Linked DNA regions of Homo sapiens: all the other regions are linked to region 1. Evidence: chromatin loops called from intact Hi-C (ENCODE). Cell type or tissue: B cell. All regions are shown on one strand. Each heading gives the region's core, and the rest is flanking DNA. Links, peaks and the distances in the headings are about the cores only.

Region 1 (9,769 bases), core at 881-8,880:
ATGATGTCTGCCAGAAATACCTTTCAGGAAGGCAGCTCTGAAGGGCATTTGTCTACTCAAAAATCCTAGGTAGACATTTACATTAGTTCAGGGGCTTTTGGTAACCTAAACCAGAAATCTTGAACTCAAATGCCCACTGTGGCCATGCAGGAAACGTGAGCCAAGTGAGTGGAGTATCTGTATATAACACATGAGATTGTCTTTGTTCCCACAAAAAGATATACTTGGTCTTTCTTTTCCTGAAACACATGTCATCTCAGCCTCTTTTGTTTTCCTGCTTTTAATAAGATGTAGAAAACAGTTGTGAAAGCACAATGATAAGTAGCATCTGACCCTCGGCCTGTGCTGGGGAGGCTGTCAGGGAGTGGCAGGGACTGTGGTGAATTAGAGAGCACATGTTCTTTCAATGGCGGGGTCACAGTTCGATGGCTACGTAGAAATGCTGATCTGATTTCCCAAAAGAAAGCAAAAATCAGGATTCTTATGGCAAATCTCCCCATTTTTGACAGGCAAATAATTCCAAGCTTTTAAAAAGCACCGTGTGAGTCATTCTCTCATACCACTGGTGGGTGTCTAAATCAGTATAATCTCTAAGGATAGAAATTTGACATTAGCTACTAAAATTGTAAGAACAATACTCTTTAACTTGACACTCCCACTTCTGGTATTCTTCCTGCATATACACTTGCTGTGTGCAAAATGATGTGTTCAAGAAAATTTATTGCAGCATTGTTTGCAATAGTGAAAAAACTGAACTCATCTAAATGTCTATCTAGGGGGTCTTGGTTAAATAGGTTATATTCGTAAAGGAATATCATGCAGCTGTAAAAATGAGTGCTTTTTTTTTAGATATGACAATAGCACAAGTGACAAAAGACAAAACAGATAACTGGACTTCATCAAAATTAAAAACTTTTGTGGAACAGAGGATGTTATCAAGAAAGTGAAAAGACGATCTGAGAAATGGAAGTAAATATCTGTAAATCATGGGAAGTAAATATCTGTAAATCATCTAATAAGGTAATATCTGTATCTGTAAATCATCTGATAAGGGACTTTTGTTTAGAATATATAAAGAACTCTGACAGCTCAACAATAAAAAGGCAAATAATCCAATTAAAAATGGACAGAGGGCTGATGCGGTGGCTCATGCCTGTAATCCCAGCACTTTGGGAGGCTGACGTAGGCCGATCACTTGAGCTCAGGAGTTCAAGACTAGCCTGGCCAACACAGTGAGACCCTGTCTCTGCTAAAAATACAAAAATTAGCTGAGTGCAATGATGTGTGCCTGTAGTCCTAGCTACTTGAGAGGCTGAGGCAGGAGAATCACTTGAGCTTGGGAGGCGGAGGCTGCAGTGAGCTGAGATCCTACCACCGCACTCTAGCCTGGGCTGGAGTGAAACCCTGTCTCAAAAAGAAAAAAAAAAAAGGTCAAAGGATTTGAATAGATATTGAACAGACATTTCCCCAAAGGAGACAAATGGCCAATAAACCGTGAAAACATCCTTAGTCATTAGGGAAATGCAAATCAAAACTACAATGACGTATCACTTCACACCCACTAGGATGGCTATAATTAAAAAATAATAATAATAATAAGGCTGGGTACTGTGGCTCATGCCTGTAATCCCAGCACTTTGGGAGGCTGAGGCAGGTGGATCACTTGAGGTCAGGAGTTCGAAACCAGCCTGACCATCTCTAATAAAAATATAAAAATTAGCTGGACATGGTGGTGGGGACCTGTAATCCCAACTACTCGGGAAGCTGAGGGAGAAGAATTGCTTGAACCTGGGGTGCAGATGTTGCAGTGAGCCGAGATCGTGCCAGTGCACTCCAGCCTGGGCGATAGAGTGAGACTCAGTATCAGAAAAAGAAAAGAGGTGTTGGTGAGGATGTGGAGAAATCGGAACTCTTAAATATTGCTGGTGAATTTGTAAAATGGTGCAACTGCTGGAGAAAACAGCTTGGCACTTTCTCAAGAAGTTAATAGTTTACCATGTGACCCAGCAATCCCACTCCCAAGAGAAAGGAAAACATGTCCACAAAAAAACTTGTAAACAAATGTTCTCAGAAGCATTATCATAATAGCCAAAAAGTTGAAACAACCCAAATGTTCATAAACTGATGGATAAACAAAATATGGTATATCTAAACAATGCAATATATTTGGCCATAAAAATTAGTGCTAATATGACAACATGAACTTTATGCTAAGTGAAATAAGCCAAACACAAAAGACTACACAGTGTGTGATTCCATTAGTATAGAGCATCCACAATACGCAAGTCCATAGAGACAGAAAGTAGTTCAGTGGTTGCAAGGGCTCTGGTGAAAGAGGAATGAGGAGTGACCGTTAATGGGTATAAACCAAAAATAAAATTAGAAGGCCCTTTGCAACCATCTGAATGGACTCCCTCCTTGGCCAGCACACCCTAAAATTTAACCTGAAAGACTGGTTCAGGCCACGATGGGAGGTGAGAGTTGGACATGCCTTATTATACCCCTCCAACATTAACATCAACACTGACCTTAAGTCTGATAAGAAATATTTGTCTATTCTCTCTATAGCCTGCTACTGGGAGGCTTCAACTGCATAATAAAACCTAGGTCTCCTGGCCAGGTGCAGTGGCTCACGCCTGTAATCCCAGCACTTTGGGAGGCCGGGAGCAGGGGGGCGTGGATGACTTGAGGTCAGGAGTTCGAGACCAGCCAGGCCAACAGGGTGAAACCCCATCTCTACTAAAATACAAAAAAAAAAAAAAAAAAAAAAAAAAAGCCGGGCTTGATGGCTCATGCCTGTGATCCCAGCTATTCGGGAGGCTGAGGCAGGAGACCAGGAGGGGGAGGTTGCAGTGAGCCGAGATCGCACCACTGCACTCCAGCCTGGGCAACAGAGTGAGACTCACTCTTCAAATAAAATAAAATAAAATAAAATAAAATAAAATAAAATAAAATAAAATAAACAACCAAAAAACCCTAGGTCTCCACAACCCCTTATCATAACCCAGATATTCCTTTCTATAGATAATAACTCTTGTAACCAACTGCCAATCAGGATATGTTTAAATCTACCTGTGACTTGGAAGCCCCTCCCCTTTGAGTTGTCCCGCCCTTCCAGAATAGACATTGAACAGACATTTCCCCAAAGGAGACAAATGGCCAATAAGCACATCAAATCAATGTCAATCTTGCATGTATTGACTTATGTATTATGTCTTCCTGAAATGTATAAAGGCTGACTATGCCCCGACCATCTTGGGCACATGTTGTAGGACCTCCTGAGGCTGTCACCACCATGTCCTTAACATTGGCAAAATAAACTTTCTAAATTGACTTGAGACTTGTCTCAGATACTTGGTTCACATAGGTTTCTTTTAGGGGCGATGAAAATGTTCCATAAACCACTCTACCTAAAATTAGGTAGTGATGATGGCTGCTCAACTGTGAATATACCAAAAAACACTGAATTGTACACTATAAAAGGATGAGTTTTATGGTATGTTATTAAAAGTTGTTTAAAAGTGAGGGACCCCTCCAGTTATTGATATGGAATGATCTTCAGGAAAAGAGCATAATATGCTACATTTTTGTACACCAAAGGGGAGGTAGGTACGAATATGCATACATATTGCTTTTTTCTAGAAGCCGCCTAGGAGTGAAACCAAAATTCTTCACTTCTTTTCGGCCCTACCTCGAGCTCCCTTTAGAAAACCTTTCCTTCCAGCTCACAGTATCCACCATGTCCACCTTCGCCTCCCGGCACTGAGCCTTAGAGGGGCGGTGCTCCATAAACATTTGCTACATGAATGAACGAATAAACTATCGGATTTTGGGGTGGGTCGGGACAGCTCGGTTCCAGCGAGGGCTCCGCCCACCCGCGGGCTCCGCAGAGGAGCAGAGGTTGGGCGGCCGCCTCGGTTAACTCCGCTGCAGCCCAAAGCACGGGAATCGCGGGACAGACAAACGAGCGGAGGGAAGATACCTAGAAGCCAGGAAACCGCGAGCTGCAGTCCAACTTGGCCGGAAGCTGCGGAGAGGCTCAGCCACCGGAAGTCAGTGGAGGGTTCGGCCGGACGCTCTAGAATCCCGGAGGACCGGGATCTCTGTGGTTGGCCGTGACGGGCACCCTCTACCGGGGATGACACATTCCCAGAGCTCCTGGGACCAAGCAAATGGCGGACACAATTCCCTGGGCGGAAGGGGACTTCGGGAGCCAGTAGCCAAGGTAACAGTCCCAGACCTGGGCATCTCAGGCCGGGCAGTTCCCCGAGCTCACGGGACTAGCTGTGATTGGCCGGATGAGGTTGAGAGCTTCATGGGGACGCGCGCGCTACGTGCAGGGGCGTTGCCTTCCATTCACTTGGCGCCCGACTGCCAGTGCGCATGCGTTTGAAGGCGGTGCAGGGCGGGGAGCACACCCCTGCGAAGTGCCGGGCACCCTTTGGGCGGCTCCCGCCGGCGAGCTGGACAGCGGCGCGCGCCAGGCGTGGCTTTCTCGGCCGGTGGGCTAGGATTGGACGCAGTAGGTAGAAGGGGCAGGACCCTCCGCAGCAGTAGCTCAGCGATTGGCCAGGAGCTGGAGGGAGCGTGGCCTTGGGAGGCGGGGCGGAGGGGGACGGACAGGGCAGCTCAAGACGCTGAGGTGGTGGCTGCGGCCTTTGAACAAGTAAGTGAGCCACCCTCGGAGACCCCCGCGCTGGGGACGGGAGGCCGGCGAGCCTCGGGACCTCTGAAAGCCTTGAGGAGGCGCGGGGGTGAGTGCGGCCCTGAGGAAACCCAGGTGCCCCGCCCCTCCCTTTCTTCCTGGCCCGCGCCTCGCCTACCCCTCCCCCGACCCTGGCGGGCCCCCGGCTCTGGGCCCGGACCCCTGGGGTAGCTAGTCTGCCACGAACCAGCCGCGCGCTTCTGCCCTTGTCGGTTTAGGAAACTGGGAAGTTCCCTGGTCCTGCTCCCCAGCCCGCAGAGGGGACACTGAGGCCCACGGTAGGTGGTCCTCTCCTCACCCGAGTCTCCACACAGACACCATGGCCGAGCCTCTGAAGGAGGAAGACGGCGAGGACGGCTCTGCGGAGCCCCCCGGGCCCGTGAAGGCCGAACCCGCCCACACCGCTGCCTCTGTAGCGGCCAAGAACCTGGCCCTGCTTAAAGCCCGCTCCTTCGATGTGACCTTTGACGTGGGCGACGAGTACGAGATCATCGAGACCATAGGCAACGGGGCCTATGGAGTGGTGTCCTCCGCCCGCCGCCGCCTCACCGGTGAGCTTCCTGAGCCGTCGCCTCCCAGATGTGGCAGCGTCGCAGGGAGTGGGAAACCGGCCTGTCCCAGACAGCCGGGAAGGAAAGCGGGGTGCGAGTTCTGGCTCCAGTCAACACACACTGACCAGGGCCTTCTGCCTGCCAGGCTCCGGGGAGGCTCGGTTCTCTGAAACTCCGGCCTGGTGGTTTTGCCATCCTGCCTGCCTACTTCCTCCTTAGGAAAATGATAGTCCCAGTTAGACCAGAATGGAGAGCCAGTCCTTCGTGTCTAAGAGAGAAATGTGTTCTGGAGCCAGACACTGGCATAAGGAACTGGTGGTGGGATGGGTGAGGTCTGAGATGGAGAGGGTGTAGGCATAAGAGGCTGAGCTACACCACTGGGCATCCGTGCAACCTCCAACAAGTTACTAAGCCATATTTCCTTCTCTTTAACGTTGACCTATTGGGACCTGCCCCGCAGGGGAGTTGTGAAGGTAACATTTAATAATGTAGGTAACATGCTTAGCACAGGGCTTGGCACATAGTAGGTACCCAATACTTGGTAGCTGTTGTCATTTGCATCCTAGAAGGGAGGTGTTGATAGGGGCTGAGTCGACTCTGCAGTTTCTCCAAGGTATCCTCTGGTATGTCCCTTTTCCCTGCTCCTCAGGCCAGCAGGTGGCCATCAAGAAGATCCCTAATGCTTTCGATGTGGTGACCAATGCCAAGCGGACCCTCAGGGAGCTGAAGATCCTCAAGCACTTTAAACACGACAACATCATCGCCATCAAGGACATCCTGAGGCCCACCGTGCCCTATGGCGAATTCAAATCTGTGTAAGAAGCGGGATGGGAGAGGGAGCCAGACTTGGGACTTTTCTGAAGGCTGCAACCATGTTGCCGAAGTTCTGGAAAGGCAGCTGAATCTAATCTGAAGCAGGCTGGGAAAATTCCCGCAGTTCTAGGACCAGTTCTTTAGAGTTTTGCCAGGGACAACTGTTATTCCTCAAGAAGTGTACAGATGATTTTACAGTTTTATAGAATCTTAGTATATAGGATGTCAAATGTAGGACATTCCTACTATGACCACACCCTCCTATTCCCATAGCAGACTTCACTAATCAATCACAGAACACTTTCCTACAGACAGTGGACAAGCCTGGTCAATTTTCATCATAGTTCTTCAAGCTGCCACTACCAAACAATGGAGATAGCCCCAAAAGGAAACCTATTGGCCAGCCCTGGTGTAGTCCAACCCCATCTTTTATCTGATGGGGAAACTAGGTCTGGAGACAAAAGTGATTTAACCAAGTTCATGGAAAAGTCGTAGAGAATCTAAAACGTGATGCTCTTCTTCCATACCATGCCGTCAGCCCCTATGGGGTCCCAGGGTAAGGCTGTTACCTGTCTGGAATCGGAAGGGTGTGGTGAGGATGGGGCTTGTCCCTGGAGTGTGATCAGGCCAACCCATGCTTCTCTCCTTCCTTCCCCTTCCAGCTACGTGGTCCTGGACCTGATGGAAAGCGACCTGCACCAGATCATCCACTCCTCACAGCCCCTCACACTGGAACACGTGCGCTACTTCCTGTACCAACTGCTGCGGGGCCTGAAGTACATGCACTCGGCTCAGGTCATCCACCGTGACCTGAAGCCCTCCAACCTATTGGTGAATGAGAACTGTGAGCTCAAGATTGGTGACTTTGGTATGGCTCGTGGCCTGTGCACCTCGCCCGCTGAACATCAGTACTTCATGACTGAGTATGTGGCCACGCGCTGGTACCGTGCGCCCGAGCTCATGCTCTCTTTGCATGAGTATACACAGGCTATTGACCTCTGGTCTGTGGGCTGCATCTTTGGTGAGATGCTGGCCCGGCGCCAGCTCTTCCCAGGCAAAAACTATGTACACCAGCTACAGCTCATCATGATGGTGCTGGGTACCCCATCACCAGCCGTGATTCAGGCTGTGGGGGCTGAGAGGGTGCGGGCCTATATCCAGAGCTTGCCACCACGCCAGCCTGTGCCCTGGGAGACAGTGTACCCAGGTGCCGACCGCCAGGCCCTATCACTGCTGGGTCGCATGCTGCGTTTTGAGCCCAGCGCTCGCATCTCAGCAGCTGCTGCCCTTCGCCACCCTTTCCTGGCCAAGTACCATGATCCTGATGATGAGCCTGACTGTGCCCCGCCCTTTGACTTTGCCTTTGACCGCGAAGCCCTCACTCGGGAGCGCATTAAGGAGGCCATTGTGGCTGAAATTGAGGACTTCCATGCAAGGCGTGAGGGCATCCGCCAACAGATCCGCTTCCAGCCTTCTCTACAGCCTGTGGCTAGTGAGCCTGGCTGTCCAGATGTTGAAATGCCCAGTCCCTGGGCTCCCAGTGGGGACTGTGCCATGGAGTCTCCACCACCAGCCCCGCCACCATGCCCCGGCCCTGCACCTGACACCATTGATCTGACCCTGCAGCCACCTCCACCAGTCAGTGAGCCTGCCCCACCAAAGAAAGATGGTGCCATCTCAGACAATACTAAGGCTGCCCTTAAAGCTGCCCTGCTCAAGTCTTTGAGGAGCCGGCTCAGAGGTGCCTTGTGGGCAGGTCGGGTGGGCAGAGGGGAGACTTGGACTTGGACAAGGCTTCAGGCTTTTACCTTCTCCCCTGCCCAACTTCCCCGCAGATGGCCCCAGCGCACCCCTGGAGGCTCCTGAGCCTCGGAAGCCGGTGACAGCCCAGGAGCGCCAGCGGGAGCGGGAGGAGAAGCGGCGGAGGCGGCAAGAACGAGCCAAGGAGCGGGAGAAACGGCGGCAGGAGCGGGAGCGAAAGGAACGGGGGGCTGGGGCCTCTGGGGGCCCCTCCACTGACCCCTTGGCTGGACTAGTGCTCAGTGACAATGACAGAAGCCTGTTGGAACGCTGGACTCGAATGGCCCGGCCCGCAGCCCCAGCCCTCACCTCTGTGCCGGCCCCTGCCCCAGCGCCAACGCCAACCCCAACCCCAGTCCAACCTACCAGTCCTCCTCCTGGCCCTGTAGCCCAGCCCACTGGCCCGCAACCACAATCTGCGGGCTCTACCTCTGGCCCTGTACCCCAGCCTGCCTGCCCACCCCCTGGCCCTGCACCCCACCCCACTGGCCCTCCTGGGCCCATCCCTGTCCCCGCGCCACCCCAGATTGCCACCTCCACCAGCCTCCTGGCTGCCCAGTCACTTGTGCCACCCCCTGGGCTGCCTGGCTCCAGCACCCCAGGAGTTTTGCCTTACTTCCCACCTGGCCTGCCGCCCCCAGACGCCGGGGGAGCCCCTCAGTCTTCCATGTCAGAGTCACCTGATGTCAACCTTGTGACCCAGCAGCTATCTAAGTCACAGGTGAGAGGGAGGCCCAGGCCATGGGGACACCTGGGTCTGGGCCAAAGGAAAATGGGTTCAGGAAGCGGTCAGTGTTCCACAAAAACTGAGCAGCAGATGGGGCTTTATCTCTGAACGTGTCCTCTTGCTCACAGAAGGAGCATAATGGCAATGAAGAGGTTGTTAGGAGACAAGTTAAATATGGCCTGCAAAGTGCCTAGCCCAGAGATGGGGCCAGCCAGCACTCACTGACTGCCGAGACTGGTGTTAGCACTCCCAGATATCCAGGCGGAGTAGTCAGCAGCATTGGGACAGGGTGGCCTACAGACCTCAGTCTGTCTGCATTGTAACCTGTCATTCCCTGCAGGTGGAGGACCCCCTGCCCCCTGTGTTCTCAGGCACACCAAAGGGCAGTGGGGCTGGCTACGGTGTTGGCTTTGACCTGGAGGAATTCTTAAACCAGTCTTTCGACATGGGCGTGGCTGATGGGCCACAGGATGGGTAAGGTGGCTGGACTGAGCTCCTAGACTGGGACTGTGGGGAGAGGTTCCTGGTGCAGGAGACATGCACCTGTGGGATGGGTGAGGGTCCAGCCTAGGCTAATAGCACCCCTCCCTTTCCTTCCCCTGCAGCCAGGCAGATTCAGCCTCTCTCTCAGCCTCCCTGCTTGCTGACTGGCTCGAAGGCCATGGCATGAACCCTGCCGATATTGAGTCCCTGCAGCGTGAGATCCAGATGGACTCCCCAATGCTGCTGGCTGACCTGCCTGACCTCCAGGACCCCTGAGGCCCCCAGCCTGTGCCTTGCTGCCACAGTAGACCTAGTTCCAGGATCCATGGGAGCATTCTCAAAGGCTTTAGCCCTGGACCCAGCAGGTGAGGCTCGGCTTGGATTATTCTGCAGGTTCATCTCAGACCCACCTTTCAGCCTTAAGCAGCCACCTGAGCCACCACCGAGCCATGGCAGGATCGGGAGACCCCAACTCCCCCTGAACAATCCTTTTCAGTATTATATTTTTATTATTATTATGTTATTATTACACTGTCTTTTTGCCATCAAAATGAGGCCTGTGAAATACAAGGTTCCCTTCTGCACCTGACTCCAGGTGTAATTTTTGGAGTTCGGGGTAGGACACCATCAGCAGGGGAGCAAGGAGGAGCCAGGTGCCTACATTTGGGGGATAAACAAATATGTTTGTGT
Region 2 (9,769 bases), core at 1,178-9,177, 85 kb after region 1:
TTATGTGAGCAATAAAGCTTTTAATCACCTGGGTGCAGTCGGGCTGAGTCCGAAAAGAGAGTCAGCAAAGGGAGATAGGGGTGGGGCCGTTTTATAGGATTTGGGTAGGTAAAGGAAAATTAGTCAAAGGGGGTTGTTCTCTGGCTGGCAGGGGTGGGGGTCACAAGGTGCTCAGTGGGGGAGCTTTTGAGCCAGGATGAGCCAGGAGAAGGAATTTCGCAAGGTAATGTCATCAGTTAAGGCGGGAACAGGTCATTTTCATCTCTTTTGTGATTCTTCAGTTACTTCAGGCCATCTGGATGTATACGTGCAGGTCACAGGGGATATGATGGCTTAGCTTGAGCTCAGAGGCCTGACACAAACATGAGTGAACGCCACAAATGGCACCTCCATATGAGGAACTGGGGCAAAAGGAATAGAGCGAGGGGGCTTTTGTTTGGCAAATTGTGCCTCTAAGACCCACTCTCAGGGTTGTATTAAAAAATGTAATCGATGTTTAAAAAGCTAACACAGAGCACAGGTATTTGAGGACTAAGCTCTGATTTTTTTCTTATCTTGCCCAAATTCCTATCTAAAGGGTCTGGAGAGTCATGCTCTACAAACCATAAATTCTCATCAGATGAGTTTTATTTAACCCTATATATCGTGACTTACTTTCCAATCTGACTCTGGCATAACATCACATGACAAAACAGAAAATCAAAATATTTTACCCCCAAACAAGTTTATTTGCCATACCTTGAAATGGCCCTGCAAAGCCATCCTTTGTGGGGGAGAAATTTGCATCTGTAAAGAATCTCTATTAACATAGCTAGATCTTTTTGTTTCAGGCCCTCCCAGTTCTGAAGAGATTAGCTGAGAGTCTACCAGCTTTTTAAAGGTCAGAATGGGAAACATTTGTCATCTATTGTCTCTAAGGGCAGCCACTATGAGACATCAAAAGAACCTTGGTCTCCACAATCTTTTATCTTAACCTAAACATTTCCTTTCTATTAATCCCAGGTCTTTAGACAAACTCAACCAATTGTCAACCAGAAAATGTTTAAATTTACCTATAGCCTGGAACCCCACCCCCCTTCAAATTGTCCTCCGTTTCTGGACCAAACAAATGTATTTCTCAAATGTATTTGATTGATGTCTCATGCATCTCTAAAATGTATAAAACCAGGCTTCTGCACCCCAGCCACTTTGGACACATGTTCTCAGGACCTCCTGAGGGCTGTGTCATGGGCCATGGTCACTCATATTTGGCTCAGAATAAATCTCTTCAAATATCTTACAGAGTTTGACTCTTTTTGTCAACATATTGTTCTGAGTGATTTTATTGTCCCCACATGAAACTCACAGAACCTCTGTGAGTTGGGCTCCATTGCCTTCCTCTTTGCATGTAGAGTGTGGGAATCTAAGACATGCCCTCAGCCCACAAATGATGGCCAGTGACAAGTAGGGGCTCAAATTCAAGTAGTCCAGTGCCAAAGAAACTTGATAACCCCTCTTAGGGTGTAGCCATTATGCACTTTGGCTCATTTTCCTTCCTGGTGACTTCAGATCAATTGTGGAGAAGAAGGAGCTGGATGAGCTTTGGGTGGGTCATTTATGGTGAGCAACACTTACAGAAAGAGCCTGTAAACCTCTGTGTTGTCACTCTGTCTCTTTCCTGCCATACACAGATTCCTTTATGAACATAGGCATTAAAGGGTATTATTTAAGGAAGTGTTCTTCCCACAACCTTAATTTTTAAAAATTTATCTCTTTTTTGAGACAAAGTCTCACTCTGTCACCCAGGCTGGAGTGCAGTGGTGTGAACACTGCAGCCTTGACCTCCTGGCCTCAAGCAAACCTCCCACCTCAGCCTCCCAAGTAGCTGGAACTGCAGGTGTGTGCTGCCATGCCTGGCTAATTTTTGTATCTTTTGTAGAGACAGGGTCTCCCCATGTGGCCCAGGCTGGTCTCACACTCCTGGGCTCAAGCGATCTGCCTGCCTCAGCCTCCCAAAGTGCTGGGATTACAGGTGTGAGCCACCGTGCCTATCCTTATTTTCATTTTTAACATGACACAGCCAGCTATAAATTCTGTGGGAAACAACGCCCTGTGGGATAAGATCATCACTTTCTATTTTTCCTTTAATAAAAGTCACCCTAAATGGGACTCAATAAAAATAATTATTTGCTGCCAAAATGAAAGTCAAAACTGAGAAATAGAAAAATCAAAGATAAAAATCCACTGTAATGAAGACTCACAAAAGATCAACTGAGAGAAATGTTTGCCACATTTATGGAAAATATAGAGTTAGTGAACAAATTAAGGAATTAAGGGCTCGAGGCTTATTTACCATCACTGCAGAAACCACACTCAATGTGTAAGAGGCGGGGTCCAAGGCGGCAGACCTCTGCTGGACTTCTGTGATCCCTGCTACTTTCTGGCAGGGGCACACTGGGTTCAGAGACTTGTCCTACATTCAGTTGGCAGTGGGACCTTGGATAGGTCATCCTCTCTGAGCCCTAATAAATTCACCAATAAACTGGAAACATCTCCTGATTGGTCACGGGTGGAAGGTCAGTGGGATGGAGAAGGATGACTGTGGGCAGCTGGGAGTACTTCCCTAGAGGGAGCCAAGTGGGCAAGCAGCCCCAGCATGATGTCACAGATGGCCCATTGTGACTTATATTTAAAATTTATATTCAAAAGGGAAGCAGAGCATAAAAGTTTGGAAATTTTGCAGCTTGAGCATGTGGCAGAAAAAGTAAAAGCACTATCAGGGGAAGAATTAAAGCAGGCTGCAGAATAATCATTTGCTAGAGAAATTTGCATAACTGAAAGGGAGCCAAGTGCTAATTAACAGCCAAGACAATGGGAAAAGGGCCTCAAAGGCATTTCACAGACCTTTAAGGAAGCTCCTCCCATCACAGGTGCAGAGGCCTAGAAAGAAAGAATGGTTTTATGGGCCCAGCCTGAAGTGTGCCCTGTGCCACTTAGGGAGGCTCCAGCTCCAGCCATGGCTCAAAGGGCCCTAGGGACAGCTTGGGCCACAGCCACAGAGGGTGCAAGCCATAAGCCTTGGTGGCTTCCATGTGGTGTTAAGCTTGTAGGCTGGCAGAGTACAACAGTGAATGAGGCTTGGCAGCTTCCCCCTAGATTTCAGAGGATGTATGAGAAAGCCTGGGTGCCCAAGCAGAAACCTACAGCAGGGCTGGAGCCCTCAGAGAGAACCTCTACTAGCACAGTATTGCCCAGCCTCAGGTATTCCTTTATAGCAATGCAAGAATGGCCTAACACAACCAGAAAGCCTCAGGACCTTTGGCCAACAAGCGAATAGAAACTAGTGTGTGGGACAGAGCACCATGTGGCAAACACCTGAGTAGAAAGAGAAAACCTCCGAAGAGGTGGAATAGTGGAAATGTGGGGTTGGAGGCCCCACACACAAAATCCCCACTGGTGCACTGTTTAGTGGAGCTCTGGGAAGGGGGGCTAATGTCCTCCAGGCCCTGGAATGGTAGAGCCACTGGCAGCTTGTACCCTTGTGCCCAGAAAACTGTGACAGGAGCGACGGGAGCTGAACCTTGCAAAGCCACAGGGGCGGAGCTGCCCAAAGCCTTGGGAGTCCAGACCTCATGCCAGTGTCCCTGGATGTGGGACATGGAGTCAAAGGAGATTCTTTTAGAGTTTAAGTTTTTTTTGTTTTGTTTTTGTTTTTTGTTATTTTGAGACAGGGTCTTGTTCTGTTGTCCAGGCTGGAGTGCAATGGTGTGATCTTGGCTTACTGCAACCTCCACCTCCCAGGCTCGAACGATCCTCCCACCTCAGCCTTCTGAGTAGCTGGGACCACAGGTGCACACCACCATACCCAGATTATATATATATATGTATGTTTATATATATAATATATATGTGTATGTTTATACATTATATATAATATGTATAATATATGTGTGTGTATGTTTATATATAATATATAATATTAATATTATATGATATATTATATATATAATATTATATATATGTGTGTGTGTATATATATGTAGAGATGAAGTTTAGCTATGCTGTCCAGGCTGGTCTCAAACTCTCAAGCTCAAGTGATCCACCTGCCTCGGCCTCTCAAAGTGCTAGGATTACAGGCATGATCCACCATGCCCAGCCTGGAGCTTTAAGATTTAATGACTGCCCTACTGAGTTTCTGACTTAATTGGAGCCTGTAGCCCTTTCCTTTTGGCCAATTTCTCCCTTTTGGAACAGGAATGTTTACCCAATGCCCACTTCCCCATTGTATCTTAGAAGTAAATAACTTGTTTTGATTTTACAGGCTTATAGATGGAGGAAGGAAATGAGTCTCAGATGAAACTCTGGACCTGGACATGGGACTTTGTGTTAATGCTGGAATGAGTTAAGACTTTGGGAGACTATTGGGGCCAGGCATGGTGGCTCATGCCTGTAATCCCAGCACTTCGGGAGGCCAAGACAGGTGGATCACTTGAAGCCAGTTGGTCAGACCAGCCTGACCAACATGGTGATACCCCGCATCTACTAAAAATACAAAAATTAGCCAGACACGGTGGCGCATGCCTGTAATCCCAGCTACTCGGATTGCTGAGGCATGAGAATCACTTGAACCCAGGAGGCAGAGGTTGCAGTGAGCCAAGATAGTGCCACTGCACTCCGGCCTGGGCAACAGAGTGAGGCACTGTCTAAAAAAAAAAAAGACTTTGGGAGACTATTGGGAAGGCATGATTGTATTTTGCAATGTGAGAAGAATATAAGATTTGGAGGGGCCAGGGGCAGAATGATAGAGTTTGGATGTTTGTCCCTGCCCAAACCTCACGTTGAGATGTAATCCCCAATGTTGGAGGTGGGGCTTGGAGGGAGGTGCTTGGATCGTGGGAGCAGATTCTTCGTGGCTTGGTGCTGTCCTCGTGATAGTGAGTTCTGCTGAGGTCTGGTTGTTTAAGTGTGCAGCTTCACTGGTGCAATGCTTTCTCTGCTTCTGCTTTCCCCATGTGACATGCTGCTCTCACTTCCCCTTCCACCACAAGTAAAAGCTCTGACACCTCCCCAGAAGCTGAGCAAATGCTGGTGCCCTGCTTCCTGTACAGCCTGCAGAACCGTGAGCCACTTAAACCTCTTTTCTTTATATTAGGTTGGTGCAAAAGTAATTTGCAGCTTTTGCATTAAGAAAAAGTAGCAAAAACTGCAATTATGTTTGCACCAATCCAATAAATTGCCCAGCCTCAGGTATTCCTTTATAGAAATGCAAGAATGACCTAACACATCCAGAGAGCCTCAGGACACCTGGGCAACAGGGGAATAGAAGCCAGGGTGTGGGACAGAGCATTGTGTACTGAACACCTGAGTAGGAAGAGGAAACCTCCGCTGGGTGTGGTGGCTCATGCCTGTAATCCCAGCACTTTGGGAGGCTGAGGCAGGTGGATCACCTGAGGTTGGGAGTTTGAGACCAGCCTGGTCAACATGGTGAAAACCTGTCTCTACTAAAAATACAAAAATTAACCAAGCGTGGTGGCGCATGCCTGTAATCCCTGCTACTCGGGAGGTTGAGGCAGGAGAATCACTTGAACCCGGGAGGTGGAGGTTGTGGTGAGCCGAGATCATGCCATTGCACTCCAGCCTGGGCCACAAGAGCCAAACTCCATCTCAAAAAAAAAAGAAAAAAGAAAACCTCCAAGGAGGAACCCTGTAGAAAACTGCAATGTGACACGTGTTCACTGCACGTGGCACAAGCCGGAGAAGAAAATGTAAATAAAGCCTAGGAACAAAAACTCAGAGCCCTAATGAGTAAGTTTGGATTTGCAGGAGAGGGGAAAGACACGCTTGGCACTCACAGCCTCACTGAGTACATTTTCTCCACCTAAGTGAGTCCACATGTTAATTTACTCATCGGGGAGCAGCCAGCACAAAGCCTGTCCCCCCCAGTGATATGAACACCCTGGCCAGGCACATGCAGCCAGCAGTGCATCCTCACTGGGACCATATCCATGGCTCCTGTGCTCTGCGACTCTGCTCCTGCCTGGGTAAGGCTTCTGTCCCCACAAAGACCACCACTGTTCTGCTTTTCTCCCACTCTGGGTAAGTTTTGCCTATTCTGGAACCTCCTATTCATGGGCTCATACAATATGTTCTCCGTTGGGAACTATGTTCTTTTTGTGCAGCGTGAGGCTGTGTGTGCCAGCGGTGCTTTTATTGCTGAGCAGTGTTCCATTGTGTGCCTGACCACAGATTGCTTTTCATTCTGCTATTGGTGGAATCCTGGGATATTTCCAGTTTGGGGATACTATGAATGAAGCTGCTATGAACATCCTTATACGAATCTTCTGGTGAAGTCATCATAGAATTTGGAGACCAAGTTTTTGCCATCATTTATTCGGAGCCTAAAGGACCAGACGAAAAACCTGCCCAGGGTCACACAAGACTGAGAAGCCCAGTAAAGCACTCTCTGACGTCAGCGACTCAGGTCCTTTGGTCCTGTGCCTGGCTTGGACAGAGTCAGGCTTGTTCAACACTCTCTCCCCATCACCTCAGGTTCCCCATATCCCATTTACAACATCAGGATTAGCTCCCAGGCTTCTGTGGGGTGAAGAATGGGGACTGGTTTTCCTGTTTCACTTTTAGCCTGGGCTTAGGCTATGAGCAGGTCAGAAAGGGGCAATGAGGCTGGTTGCAGTGGCTCATGCCTGTAATCCCAGCACTTTGGGAGGCCAAGGCGGGTGGATCACCTGAGGTCAGGAGTTCAAGACCAGCCTGGCCAACATGGCAAAACCCCATTTCTACTAAAATACAAAAATTAGCTGGGGGTGGTGGTGCATCTCTCTAATCCCAGCTATTGGGAGGCTGAGGCAGGATTGCTTGAACCTGGGAGGCGGAGGTTTCAGTGAGCTGAGATCACGCCACTGCACTCCAGCCTGGGTGACAGAGCGAGACTTCATCTCAAAAAAAAAGTGGGGGGGGGGTGGCAAGGAGAGCAATGAGATCATATTTCCCATGTGCTGTGTGAACACTGGTGCTCTGTGAAAGGGCCACATACGCAAAGCAGCCCCAAACGCAGAAGGAGCTGAGAAACCAAAGAACAAGGCACACACATCCAGTGTGTCAGCAAAGGGTGGTTTATTTGGGGAATTTAAGGCAGAAGCATGGTCTTGGGTGACAGCAAGACAGGTGTCCACACTCCCAGACCCAGGGCTTGTACACCATGGAGAAAGTGTGCATTGCTCTACAGAGACAATGGCAGCAATCCAGAGCAGGCAGGAATGCTGTGCATCATAGCCTAGAATTTGTGTGATAACATCAGGGTTGACACGTTCTCACACTAAGGACAGGAAATTAAGTCCAGGCCCTTTCATGGAACACCAGTGTTCCATGGTGTTCCTGATTAAGTGTAGGAATCAGGAGGCATTCCTGGGACTGGAGCTAATCAGAGTCAACACGGCAGGTTTGCAGCCCAAATGGTCACTTTGTCTCTGCAGTTGGTGTCTCCCTTCCCTTCTGAGTCTCATTAACCCCATGTGCAAATGAAGGGGATTAAGGTCACTCTGGGGCTCATTCTGGGCCTAATGGTCTCTGAGGTTAACCATCCATGATGGGTAAAGTGAAGAGGGGTGTCTTTCCCCTCTGCTTGCTCCAGTCACTTGGCCCAGAGGCCCCCCTCCAAGTGAGCTCCAGGAGGGCTCCTGCATACTCCTCTCCCAGAACACAGCTCCAAGGATGCCATGATGATCAGTGTTTTAAAATGTACCTGGTAGTTGCTTTTTATACAGATATGGCAAGGCTTACAGATCTGGAGACATTTGCCATTGAAAACTAGTTACTTGAGCACGGTGGCTCATGCCTGTAATCCCAGCACTTTGGGAGGCCAAGGTGGGTGGATCACCTGAGGTCATGAGTTTGAGACCAGCCTGGCCAACATGGCAAAACCCTGTCTCTACTGAAAATACAAAAATTAGCCTGACTTGGTGGTGGGTGCCCGTAATCCCAGCTACTCGAGAAACTGAGGCAGGAGACTCACTTGAACCCCGGGGGATGGAGGAGGTTGGGGTAAGCTGAGATTGTACCACTTCACTCCAGCCTGGGCAAAAGAGCAAAACTCCATCTCAAAAAGGAAAAGAAAAGAAAGCTAATTACTTGGCCAGGCATGGTAGCTCACCCCCAGCACTTTGGGAGGCTGAGACAGCCCAGAAGTTTAAGACCAACCTGGGCAACATGGCAAAACCCTCTGTCTACAAAAATACAAAAATTAGCCAGGCGTGGTAGCACGTGCCTGTAGTCCCAGCTACTCAGGAGGCTGAGGCAGAAGGATCACTTGCACCAGGAGGTGGAGGCTGCAGTGAACTGTGATTGTGCCACTGCACTCCAGCCTGGGTGACAGAGTGAGACTGTGAGGACCCCACCACAAAAAAAAAAAGAAAAAAAAAAGTTACAGTTCTCAAGAGGAGGGAGCACGCCACCCCATGCAGGGCCATGCAGAGAAGCATTGAGGTTGGCCAGAAGGCAGGAGCGAGGGGAAGGCGTGGATAAAAGGCTTTATTGGGTTTTCTCTGGAAGGAATGGGCAAGGCAAGGTGAGTAGGCTTAGGGTTGGTTAGTTTGAATAATTTCCGCAGGCTCTGCGGTGTAGAGTGTCCCAAGTTGTCTGTTACCTGGCCCTGGGATGATCTGGGGTGCAGAGGAGCTGCAGAGCCAGCCAGCCTGTGGAACTCCTGGCAGGGTTTCCTGTAGGCACTGCTCACCTCTCCTCTGCCTTCCCAGAGCTTCACTGCCAATGAGCAGAAAGTCCAAGGAATTGGGAGTGTATCTGCAGAGACCCATCTTAAACTATGTACAGGCTTCCAGAAGACAGTCATTTAACTGGAGACCAAGTTAGGCTGTGGGTTGGAGAGGGCTGGAAGAAAATGACAGTGAAATTTGTTTTTCCACCAAGAGACATAGTGCCTCTGTTGGGAGGTGGGGGAGCTTCTACACTGAAGTGGGTTAATCTCTGAACTGCTCCTCTAGGGCTGAGGCCCCCCAGCCGTGCATGATGCCCTGAGCAGAAGGGTCTGACCAGGAGAGGGCACCAGAGCAGAGTGCGGGTCAAAGTTGCTAAAGCCCACACCACGGGTGGCCTGGGGCTCTGGGGATCCCCTGGAGTGGCTGTGGATTGTTGAGCCTGGCAATATATTGTGCATCATTTTTTTTTTTTTTTTTGAGACAGAGTCTCACTCTGTAGCCCAGGCTGGAGTGCAGTGGCAGGATCACGGCTCACTGCAACCTCCGCCTCCTGGGTTCAAGCTATTCTCCTGCCTTGGCCTCCTGAGTACCTGGGATTACAGGCGTGCGCCACCACACCCAGCTAATTTTTGTACTTTTAGTAGAGACGGGGTTTCACCATGTTGGCCAGGCTGGTCTCGAACTCCTGACCTCGTGATCCACCCGCCTTGGCCTCCCAAAGTGCTGGGGTTACAGGTGTGAGCCACCGCACCTGGCCTACTTTTTTTTTTTTGAAACAGAGTCTCACTCTATCACCCAGGCTGGAGTGCAGTGGCATGATCTCAGCCCACTACAACCTCCATCTCCCGAGTATTCTCCAGCCTCAGCCTCCCAAGTAGCTGGAATTATAGACATGCACCACCACGCCTGGCTAATTTTTGTATTTTTTGTAGAGATGAGGTTTCACCATGTTGGCCAGGCTGGTCTTGAACTCAGGTGATCCACCTGCCTCAGCCTCCCAAAGTGCTGGGATTACAGGTGTGAGCCACCACTCCTGGCTTTTTGTATTTTTTTTTTTTTTT
Region 3 (9,769 bases), core at 741-8,740, 72 kb before region 1:
CCCTGGGCGGCTGTGAGCCGCAGCCATTTACCCTCTCTGGGCCCCGGTGTCCTCATCAGTGGGAAGGGTTGGTAATGAAGAGCCAGACCTTCAGGGTCAGACTCCACCTGCCCCAGCTGGGTGGCCTTGGGACAGTCACTGCACCCCTAGGCCTCAGCCTGGACTGTAAGTGGGGCAGCACCCCCTTATGGATGGAGGGTTCCTCGAGAGACAGTGTTGCACAGGCAGTGGGTGATTTTCACATCGCTTCTTGTTCGTTCCCCACAACAACCCTGGGAGACGGTTTCCCGTCCCCATTCTGCAGATGAGAAAACAGGCACTGAGAAGGTAATCACCTAGGCCAGGGGTCCCCAACCTCCGGGCCACAGACCCAAAGCTTCATCTGTATTTATAGCCGCTCCCCATCACTTGCATTACTGTCTGAGCTCCACCTCCTGTCAAATCAGCAGTGGCATTAGATTCTCATAGGAGCGCAAACCTTATTGTGAACTGCACATGTGAGGGATCTAGGTTGTATGCTCCTTATGAGAATCTAATGCCTGATGGTCAGTGTTTCCCATCACCCCCAGATGGAACTGTGTAGTTGCAAGGAAACAAGCTCAGGGCTCCCACTGATTCTATATTATGGTGAGTTGTAGAATTATTTCATTCTATATTACAATGTAATAATAATAGAAATAAAGTGCACAATAAATGTAATGTGCTTGAATCATCCTGAAACCATCCCCGACCCCACCCCTGGCCGTGGAAAAATTGTCTTCCACTAAACCAGTGTCTGGTGCCAGAAAGGTTGGGGACAGCTGACCTAGGCCAAGGTCATGCATTAAGAAGTGGCAGAGCCCAGATCTGAGCCCAGGCATGGACTTGAGGGCCCGTGCTCTCGTCTGCCACACTGGGCTGCTCTCTCAGGCTGATGACACTCGGCCTGGGGTCAGGCCCAGGTGGGAGAAGCACATAGGGCAGGGAGGAAGAGTTCCCTCTGGGCGAGTGTCAGAGACGGAAGCGCACTACAGGCATCCACACACAGAGTGTGCGTTCAGTCGCTTTCCTGGGTGGAAGCACAAGAAAATGTGAACAGCTGTTTCCTCTGGGGAGAGCAGTGGGGCAGGATGAGAGGAGTAGCTCTCACTTCCTTTTATGCTGAAATATTTAAGAATAAGTTGTGGGTATCCTCACATTACTCCCCTAAATGCTTCAGTACACATCTCTTCCTGGAGAGTCACACAGCCACTGTCACACACACAGTCACACACCTCACAAAATGGGAAATTAGCAGCATCATCTCACGCTGAGGTCATGGTCACATTTTTCAAGTTGTCTGAAAGTGTCTTGCTGCTGATCAGCCTAATGTGAGTCCACCCCAGGACCCCAGGCTGAGTCTGGCCATCCTGTCCCTGCAGTCTGTGTCATGGCAGCACGTTCTCCATTTCTCCGGGCCAGCCTTCCTTCGGGATGTCTGTCCCTGGCCTGGATCTGTCTGCTGCCTCTCACCATGCTCAGCCTGGCCCTCACCCTGAGCTTCCTGAGAACCGGAATCACGGCTAGAGTCTGGATTCTGTGCACATCAGCGTTTTGCTGGGACTGTCATAGATGGGGGTATGACGTCACCTGACAGGCAGCCCTCCCACCACCGATAGTGCCAGCGTTGGCCACAGCACAAAATAACTTTGTGGTTTGTCCCTGTGTTGTAAAGTCACATCCACCTTGTGGCTGGACAGTGATCTGGCTGTGGTCATGCTTCATTGCATTTTTCATTATACACCTTTTTGTCTTTTGCATCACATATATATATATGTTCCTGTTAAATATTACCTGGTGTAGTCCGGGTGGGGTGGCTCACGCCTGTAATCCCAGCAGTTTGGGAGGCCGAGGCAGGCAGATCACGAGGTTAGGAGTTCAAGACCAGCCTGGCCAACATAGTGAAATCCCGTCTCTCCTAAAAATACAAAAATTAGCTGGATGTGGTGGTGCGTGCCTGTAGTCCCAGCTACTCAGGAGGCTGAGGCAGGAGAATCGCTTGAACTCGGGAGGTGGAGGTTGAAGTGATCTGAGACCACTCCATTGCACTCCAGTCTAGGTGACAGAGTGAGACTCCGTCTCAAAAAATAAATAAATAAATAACCTGGTGTAATCTGAACTTAACTTTTTTATAATTTGCCTCGTTAGACTAAAAGCAGCCTTCCCAGCATCTCCCTGCGAGGAGGTAAAGTAAGGGCCTTGGAGGCTCTCCTGTGTTGAGAAGTGGCAGGAACGTCCTCAGTAGCCAAGGTCATTGCTGATTCAGGAAGTGGCCCCTGGAACCACAGGATGATGTCACCACATTGAGGAAGCGTTTCACTGCTGTTCAGTAACAAGGAAGGAACTTAGCTGAACTAGAGAACTGGCCACTGGACAGTGGACGCTGACCCTGTGCTCAGTGCTGGCTCCCTAGCCCCTCCCTCGAAGTAGGTCAGCCCAGCAGAAAGCAACCCCAGGCCTGTTCCTCGGAGGCCTGGGAAGGGCCACGCTTTCTGTGTGTGACGTGGAGGGTGGGGTGTCTGAAGGAGCTTAGCCCTCAGGTGGTCTGGTCCCCATGGATGGAGGAAAGAGCACCAGCTCAGGACAGGGCTGGAATCCACAGGGAAGAGCCAACTGCATCCCAGCACTCCTGACCCCTTGGTAGGTCAGTTGTTTACCTCCTCCCACAGGCCCCACTGTCTTCATTTCACTGATGTGGGAGCAGAAGCTCAAAGAGGTCAGGCTATCACATGGACTCCCACTGCTTGTCAGCGGTGGGGACAAGATTTGTCCGTCCAGTGCTCTTTCCACTATCTGGTCTTCCCTTGGCTGACATGCACAGGGTGTGAGAGGTGGTAGCAGTGCTTGGGCCCACATGGGGTCTTCTCACGCCCCCAAGGCCTGGCAACCTTTCATTTTTTCTGAGTTGTCAGACATGCCTGTGTACCCAGCATTGCCACACCAGGCCCAGGGACATAGGAAAACCAGGACCTCACCCTGCCTTCTCCACAGGGTCTGTGACGCTCACGTACCAGTGCAGTCATGCTGCCCACTGCACAGAGCCATTTGATGGTAGAATCCTGTCCCATGTGCTGTAAAATGTAAAAATATACTTTGGTTTTTTTTTTTTTTTTTTTTTTTTGAGACAGTCTTGCTCTGTTGCCCAGGCTGGAGTGCAGTGGTATGATCTTGGCTCGCTGCAACCTCCACCTGCTTAGTTCAAGTGATTTTCATGCCTCAGCCTCCTGGGTAGCTGGGACTACAGGCACGTGCCACCACACCCAGCTAAATTTTGTATGTTTAGTAGAGACAGGGTTTTGCCCTCGTTGGCCAGGCTGATCTCGAACTCCTGGCCTCAAGTGATCCACCCCCTTCGGTCTCCCAAAGTGCTGTGACATCATTACAAGCATGAGCCACCATGCCTAGCCTACATTTGTGTTTTTTGTACTTGCCACTTTCTTTCTGTTTGACCTATCCATGCAGATTAGAGGAGGCTTTTTAATCAGCACTATGTGACTGGCAGATGCTGCTTCCATACTTTCTAGGAAAATTGCAAAATGTAGCTGATAAGAATCAATTTCCTGTTTTTCTACCAACTCGATTGCCTTCTTTCACAGTTACCTGAAAGTGGCCCACTGAAGCATCTTTATTAAAAAATCTTTCACCCTTTGTTTTAGGAGCGCATTTGGGAAAGGGTGTCTCTCCCCCAGCACAGAGTACAGGCACCCAGGCTCTGCCGGGCAGTCCCTGGAGCAGACAGGGTGGACTCGAGTGGGAGAGACCCTTGTCTGCCTGAGTTGGGAGAGTTTTCTTGGTCTTCTTTTTAGATTGTATTTTGAGGGAAATGTTGGGCTTTTCTAGCCTTCCTACTCAGCCTCTCCCCCTTAGGCTTTTTCTCAGCTGGTGTGACAGACTGGAAAGGATAGAAATAAGGCCTACCTGTGGTTACAGTTCTTGACCACAGCAAGTGAAGACTTGGAGCTCTTCCAGTGGGGTTCATAATGCAAAAGGCCGCCTTCCTGGGAGAAGGTCCGTGCATTTGATGCGACTTTAGTGATGAGCTTAAACTAACAATTCCCGTTCTTCCTTCCAGTGAGTGTCTGGGAAAGCAACCTGCAACAATGAGAGAGTGGCACATCCCCCAGCACTTGCTTTTTCCCTTGGTCCCTGTGAGCTCTGAACCTTCAGATCCTCAGAGCAGAGCCAAGGCCAGGCTCAGGTGGTCAGAAGGGCCCATTCAGGCCTGTCTCACAACGACGTCTGTGTTCACTGTCATGTGCATGGGCACAAGAGGCCCTTTGTGGAGCTGAGTTGCTGTCACCAAGGCAAGAATATCTCTGCTGGAATCCTCCCTCGAAGCTCAGTCCCGTTGTGTGTAGCTCAGCTGATGTTCAATGGTTGGTGGCCAAGAATTCTGCCATCTGCAGAACTGAAAGCTGTACATCCGTTTATGAAAACCACAACATTCAGGGGAATACCCATTGTCTTTAATTTCTACATTGATGTGACGAGCTATGATGTGGTGAGCCAGTATGTGCCAGCTGTGCGTTATTCTAACAGTGTCAGTTATGGTAGACGTAAACATGTACATTTGCATTTGAAGCTATTCTGGCCTTGCAGATGTGCTAGAAAGCTCAGAGGACAAAGGAGGCCTCACTTCTCCAGCAGGTCCAGTTCAGAGCCCCGTGCCCACTCTCCCCCTCCAACCTGGCTGTATCAGGCACTGTAGCTGTGCAACTCAGTACCAGCTTCCCTGCCAGGATGGGGCTTGTTTTCCAGAGCACTTTTTTTGGGGTGGGGTGGGATATGAGCCTTCTACTTGATTCATTTGTGGTTTCCATTTGGTAGTAAATGAAGGATGTCGTAAGTGCAATATTTGCTTTATAGCAAGGGTTTTGTGAACCAAGCCTCAGAGATTCCTTATCAGGAAAGAGGCTGGGAACAGGTGGCTGGAGTGGTTAATGATTTGGGTGTGAGTGCCCTGTTCACTTGAGAAGAGTCCCCAGGAACTGTCTGGCTTCCTTTATTCTCTTCCATGTGGATGGTGACATCTTTTTGAACATAGGAAAGCCCAAACTTGAGAGTTCTGATTGGCATAGGTGAAGTTTAGGAACAAAACGAACAAAAAAATATACTTTTTGTTTTGGTGTATTATTAAGAAATCAAGTTGTTAAGGTGGATTGAGGACTTTTCTTTACCCTCTAGCTTTATTTCTGAAGAGATACTTTGGGAAATATAATTGAGTGATAACACTAGGATGGGATTTGACTTGATTTTATTTAGAAAAATACATTTATGTTTTTATAGCTGCAACTTTCTTTTTTTTTTGGAGATGGAGTCTCGCTCTGTCACCCAGGCTGGAGTGCAGTGGCGCGATCTCAGCTCACTGCAAGCTCTGCCTCTTGGGTTCATGCCATTTTCCTACCTCAGCCTCCTGAGTAGCTGGGATTATGGGTGCCCACCACCATGCCCGGCTAATTTATTTTGTATTTTTAGTAGAGATGAGGTTTCATCATGTTAGCTAGGATGGTCTCAATCTCCTGACCTCGTAGCTAGAATGGTCTCGATCTCCTGACCTCGTGATCTGCCTGCCTCGGCATCCCGAAGTGCTGGGATTACAGGCGTGAGCCACTGTGCCCGGCCCGTTCCAAAGTAAATTTATTGCTATATGTTTTGTGTGTTTTTAAGAATTTCATGACAGGGTGATGCCTCTGCTTGGCAACCTCACATGGTAGAGAAGTTCCCAGTCTCCTGCCCGGCCCCACCTCAGCCCTCTGCCCAGAAGCAGCCTCTTTCTACCTCCCCTGGTTCTTCTGTGGATCCCGTCTGTGGCCTGAATTGCATTTAGGCCTCTTCCCCTGTTTTATTCACCATAGCCATGGCCCAGCTATCTGAAAGCCTCCTTTGTCAGGAATTATTCCTAACCTTTTAGTTTCTCTCAAAGAGGAAAACCCTAAGAAGCAAATTTAGATTGGAAAGTAAGGCAGAAGCAACACCTAGGTGAATGAATCCTGCTAGTTAGGTTTCCTAAAATAGATGTAATGAAAGAAGGAAGTAAACTAATACACAATTAGAACATTTATTTATTTTTTGAGATGCAGTCTTGCTCTTTTGCCCAGGCTGGAGTGCAGTAGCTTGATCTTGGCTCACTGCAACCTCTGCCTTCTGTGTTCAAGCAATTCTCCTGCCTCAGCCTCCCAAGTAGTTGGGATTACTGGCGCCCGCCACCACACCCAGCTAATTTTTGTGTTTTTAGTAGAGACCGGGTTTTACCATTTTGGCCAGGCTTGTCTAGAACTCCTGGCCTCAGGTGATCCGCCCGTCTCAGCCTCCCAAAGTGCTAGGATTACAGGCATAAGCCGCCATGCCCGGCACAATTAGAACATTTTAAAATGACCCGTTAACCATGAAATTGAATTCTGTAGTTGTCCATCTGTCGACCTGTGCATGCACCTGTCTGTGCATGCATGTAAGCCTCCACCCAACAGGTGTTTGTCAGCCAGGGGTGAGTGCTACAAGGGAGAGGTGCAGAGGTGCAGAGTCTGACACAGCATCAGGATGGAGGGGAAGGACCAGGTCCGGGAAGCCGAGCTCTGACTACAAAAGAGGAGGTGGGTGCGCTGAGGGAACAGCCTGCACGGAGACCCGGGAGGAGGACAGGGCAAGGAACCATCTAAAGCAGTAGCTCCAAATCTCTCAGAGGGCAGGTCTTGTTCTGAGAGTTTTAGAGAAGCTATGGACCCTTCCTGAAACGGGGGCAGAGGTGGGCACATACTTCTAAAACTACAATAATTTCTAAAAGCATTTAGATTCCCTGATCGTGAAACATCCTGATGGCTGTGTAAGCCCCAGCACCCAGCACCATGGTTTATGTTGTGAATGTTAAGACTCCCGTGGGGTTTGTTACATCAGCTAGGAGTTCACATCTCATTCATTCAATAAAAACTGTCTTTCCAGGAGCTGCTTAGAAGTATTTAAACTAGCTAAGTGCACAGCAAAAGTGTCTGCATTTTTATCTGCATTTCTTTCTAATCAGTGTACAAAGCTGCTTACAGAACGAAAATGTTTGGGGTCACTGCAGAAATGGGCGGGCTTCATTTTCCATGATCTCGTAGTAACACTACGAGAGACAAAGGTCAACTCTTTTTTTTTTTTTTTTTTTGAGACGGAGTCTCGCTCTGTCACTAGGCTGGAGTGCAGTGGCGAGATCTTGGCTCACTGCAACCTCCATATCCCGGGTCTCTAAGTGATTCTCCTGCTAGCTGGGATTATAGGCACACGCCACCATGCCCAGCTAATTTTTGTATTTTTAGTAGAGATGGCGTTTCACCATGTTGGCCAGGATGGTCTCGATCTCTTGACCTTGTGATCCGCCCGCCTCGGCCTCCCAAAGTGTGAGGATTATAGGCGTGAGCCACCGCGCCTGGCCTCAAAAGTCAGCTCTTGAATGTTGGTGTGCCTGGAGTGGAGTCTTTGGTCTCCAGATGCCCTCCACCTGTTTGAAGGATGCTCTTTGGTTCATCTGTTCAAGAGCTATACTTTGGGTCTTTGAGTTAGTTCCTTTTTTGGAGCACTGCAGATCTGCCGTGAAGACTGAGGTTCTGATCCTTGTGAGGCCTGATGGCTGGGGCTTGCATACCCAAAGGCATCTTCTCTTGGTTGGTACCAGGGGACTTCTGTAGTTGGGAAAGCTACGTTTGACTGTCACTTGATTTTAACATTCAAATATTTGTAAGCCTTTCCTTTCCTCTGCCTGCATTGTTGGGCTACTGCTGGACCTTGCGGGTTTGAGATGGGAATGGAATGTGGTCTGCCCAGGAAACTGCTGTGCAGGAGCTGTATCAGCCTTGTCTTTTGCATATGATGACTTGGTCTTCCCCAACAGCCACCTCCCCGCGAGTGTCCTCCGAGCTGGAGCAAGCCCGGCCCCAGACTAGTGGAGAAGAGGAGCTTCAGCTGCAGCTGGCACTTGCCATGAGCAGAGAAGTGGCTGAGCAGGTCAGTGCCCCAGGCAGGTCTGCACTGCATTGACTGCCCATGCTCAGGGTGGAGTGTGGCTCACTGGGAAGAAGATGGCAGACACAGCCCTGTCTTCAAAACATTTCAGATATGCTTGCTGAGATGGCATTTCATGCTGCCGTAAGTGTGTATTCTTGTCACCCAGTGTCCCTCCCAGTCAGGGAGGGATCCCATGCAAAGTTACATTTAGGAAAGATTTTCTAGGAAGTCATTGCCAAGGAAAGAAACCAGTTAAAAATGCTTCCCAGAAACACTTGTGCAGACACGTGTCTGGGCTTTCCCTGAGTGAGCTGAGCCTGCACAGGCTCTTTGAAGGGTGGCATGCAGGGTGGGCGCAGGGATGCAGGCCTGAGGGGCAGGAGCCAGCCCAGCCCCCGCCAAGCACTTTGACCTGTAGCAAGAGATTTGCAAAAAACAAAGGCTGGGAAAAAATGCTCCCGAAATGAGAGTGCTTGTGTTTTGATGATGGAAGTATGTATAGTTTTAGTTTTTTTCAGTTCCCATTTTTCTTTTCTTTTCTCTTTTCTTTTCTTTCTCTCTTTCTCCTTCTTTCTTTTTTTTTTTTTTTTTTTTTTTTGAATCAGAGTCTCACTCTGTCACCCAGGCTGGAGTGCAGTGGTGCAATCTTGGCTCCCTGAGACCTCCGCGTCCTGGGTTCAAGTGATTCTCGTGCCTCAGCGTCCCGAGTAGCTGGGATTTCAGGCGCGTGCCACCATGCCCGGCTAATTTTTGTATTTTTAGTAGAGACAGGGTTTCACCATGTTGGTCGGGCTGGTCTCAAACTTCTGACCTCAAGTGATCTGCCCACCTCGGCCTCCCAAAGTGCTGAGAGTACAGTCTTGGGCCACCGTGCCTGGCCCCCATTTTTCTTTAGTAAGCATGCATTACTTTACAACAGCGAGAAGGGAAAGGAGCAATTAGAGTGGCCTTACAAATTGTCAAGCCTTTGGTTGCAGTTATCAGGGCTGTCTCCAATGACCTTTGGTTAAAAAAGGTAGATGGGACCAGGGGCAGCACAGGGATTCCTCTCCTCTATTAGAAGTTGGTGTTCAGAGAGGAATACTGGGGATAGTTAGATTTGAGTACTGACAAGTTCATCCCGGCATTGTTTGTGTGTCTATAACTGGCAACATTCTAAAGCTCAGTGACAGTGGGCAATCTCAGTTGTGGCCTCTCTGTCCCTGCAGTGGGAAACAGGCCACCAGTAACTGCCCAGGTGGATGCATGTGGCTTCATGGCCAGCAGCCCAGGAAGAAGGTGCGTGGTAGCATCCACTGAGAAACATAGGGACAGACGGACGGTTTGAGCCCATTTTAGTTAATATTTATAATAAAATATAAGGGAGCAAGTTCAAACTCCCGTGCTGATCAGTAGTGGCATTGTCCCTGTGAATAGCTACTGTGTAGCAGCCTGGGTAATACCATGAGACCCTATCTCTTAAAAACAAGAAAAGAAAAAATACAAGGAATATATTATTTATATTTAATTATTATATTATATAAAAGCTTAGGACAACCCTGTCTTTTGCATATGGTGACTTTGCCTTAAATAAAGATAGTGAATCATTTCTGTTAGGAATCATAGAAATATGCAGCCATTTTCCGGAAGCATACACAGTGGAGGTGGAATGATACGTGATTTTTATCTTCTTTCTAATTCCTTTTTGGGTTGTCAGATTTGTGTTTTATAAGGACACACATTGCTTCTATAAGTAGAATTTATAAAGCCAGTTTCATTTTGAGAAAAAAATATT

Evidence for each region. Peaks named below come from ENCODE experiments on the same cell type or tissue, not always from the same donor. Only the 100,000 strongest peaks of a DNase experiment are listed, where the experiment ranks them.
Region 2: it touches region 1 in a loop (10-fold over the local background); 9 of 110 quality-filtered maps call a loop at or near these places.
Region 3: it touches region 1 in a loop (3-fold over the local background); 3 of 110 quality-filtered maps call a loop at or near these places.

What each region holds. Positions count from the first base shown.
Region 1 is chr17:19,373,877-19,383,645 of GRCh38, forward strand. MAPK7 (mitogen-activated protein kinase 7) reads left to right here and starts at 4,622. Exons shown (of 7, transcript NM_002749.4): 1 at 4,622-4,754; 2 at 5,020-5,256; 3 at 5,906-6,071; 4 at 6,732-7,810; 5 at 7,905-8,590; 6 at 8,937-9,070; 7 at 9,202-9,668. The coding sequence starts at 5,025. The coding sequence ends at 9,355. MFAP4 (microfibril associated protein 4) reads right to left here. Exons shown (of 6, transcript NM_002404.3): 6 at 9,569-9,769. It also overlaps a transcript of B9D1 not described here. RefSeq lists silencers at 3,698-3,747, 4,458-4,517, 4,588-4,847 and enhancers at 4,018-4,247, 6,585-7,547, 8,793-9,293, 9,294-9,769. In B cell, for the core only: no CTCF peak of the experiment used is centred there; a DNase peak (open chromatin) is centred at 4,395; H3K4me3 peaks cover 2,347 bases; H3K27ac peaks cover 1,907 bases.
Region 2 is chr17:19,458,371-19,468,139 of GRCh38, forward strand. LOC105371574 (a long non-coding RNA gene) reads right to left here and starts at 2,601. Exons shown (of 3, transcript NR_188341.1): 1 at 2,333-2,601. RefSeq lists enhancers at 1-163, 711-1,256, 1,804-2,350, 2,351-2,897, 4,538-5,083 and 1 more. In B cell, for the core only: no CTCF peak of the experiment used is centred there; DNase peaks (open chromatin) are centred at 3,056, 4,337 and 4,991; H3K4me3 peaks cover 633 bases; H3K27ac peaks cover 3,478 bases.
Region 3 is chr17:19,302,003-19,311,771 of GRCh38, forward strand. EPN2 (epsin 2) reads left to right here. Exons shown (of 11, transcript NM_014964.5): 5 at 7,883-7,995. It overlaps EPN2-AS1 (EPN2 antisense RNA 1), which reads right to left and starts at 4,259. Exons shown (of 3, transcript NR_048576.1): 1 at 3,937-4,259; 2 at 1,813-1,936. RefSeq lists enhancers at 2,194-2,393, 4,222-4,351, 6,920-7,836, 7,837-8,752. In B cell, for the core only: no CTCF peak of the experiment used is centred there; DNase peaks (open chromatin) are centred at 1,149, 2,309, 3,339 and 4,489; H3K4me3 peaks cover 1,425 bases; H3K27ac peaks cover 541 bases; H3K27me3 peaks cover 1,805 bases.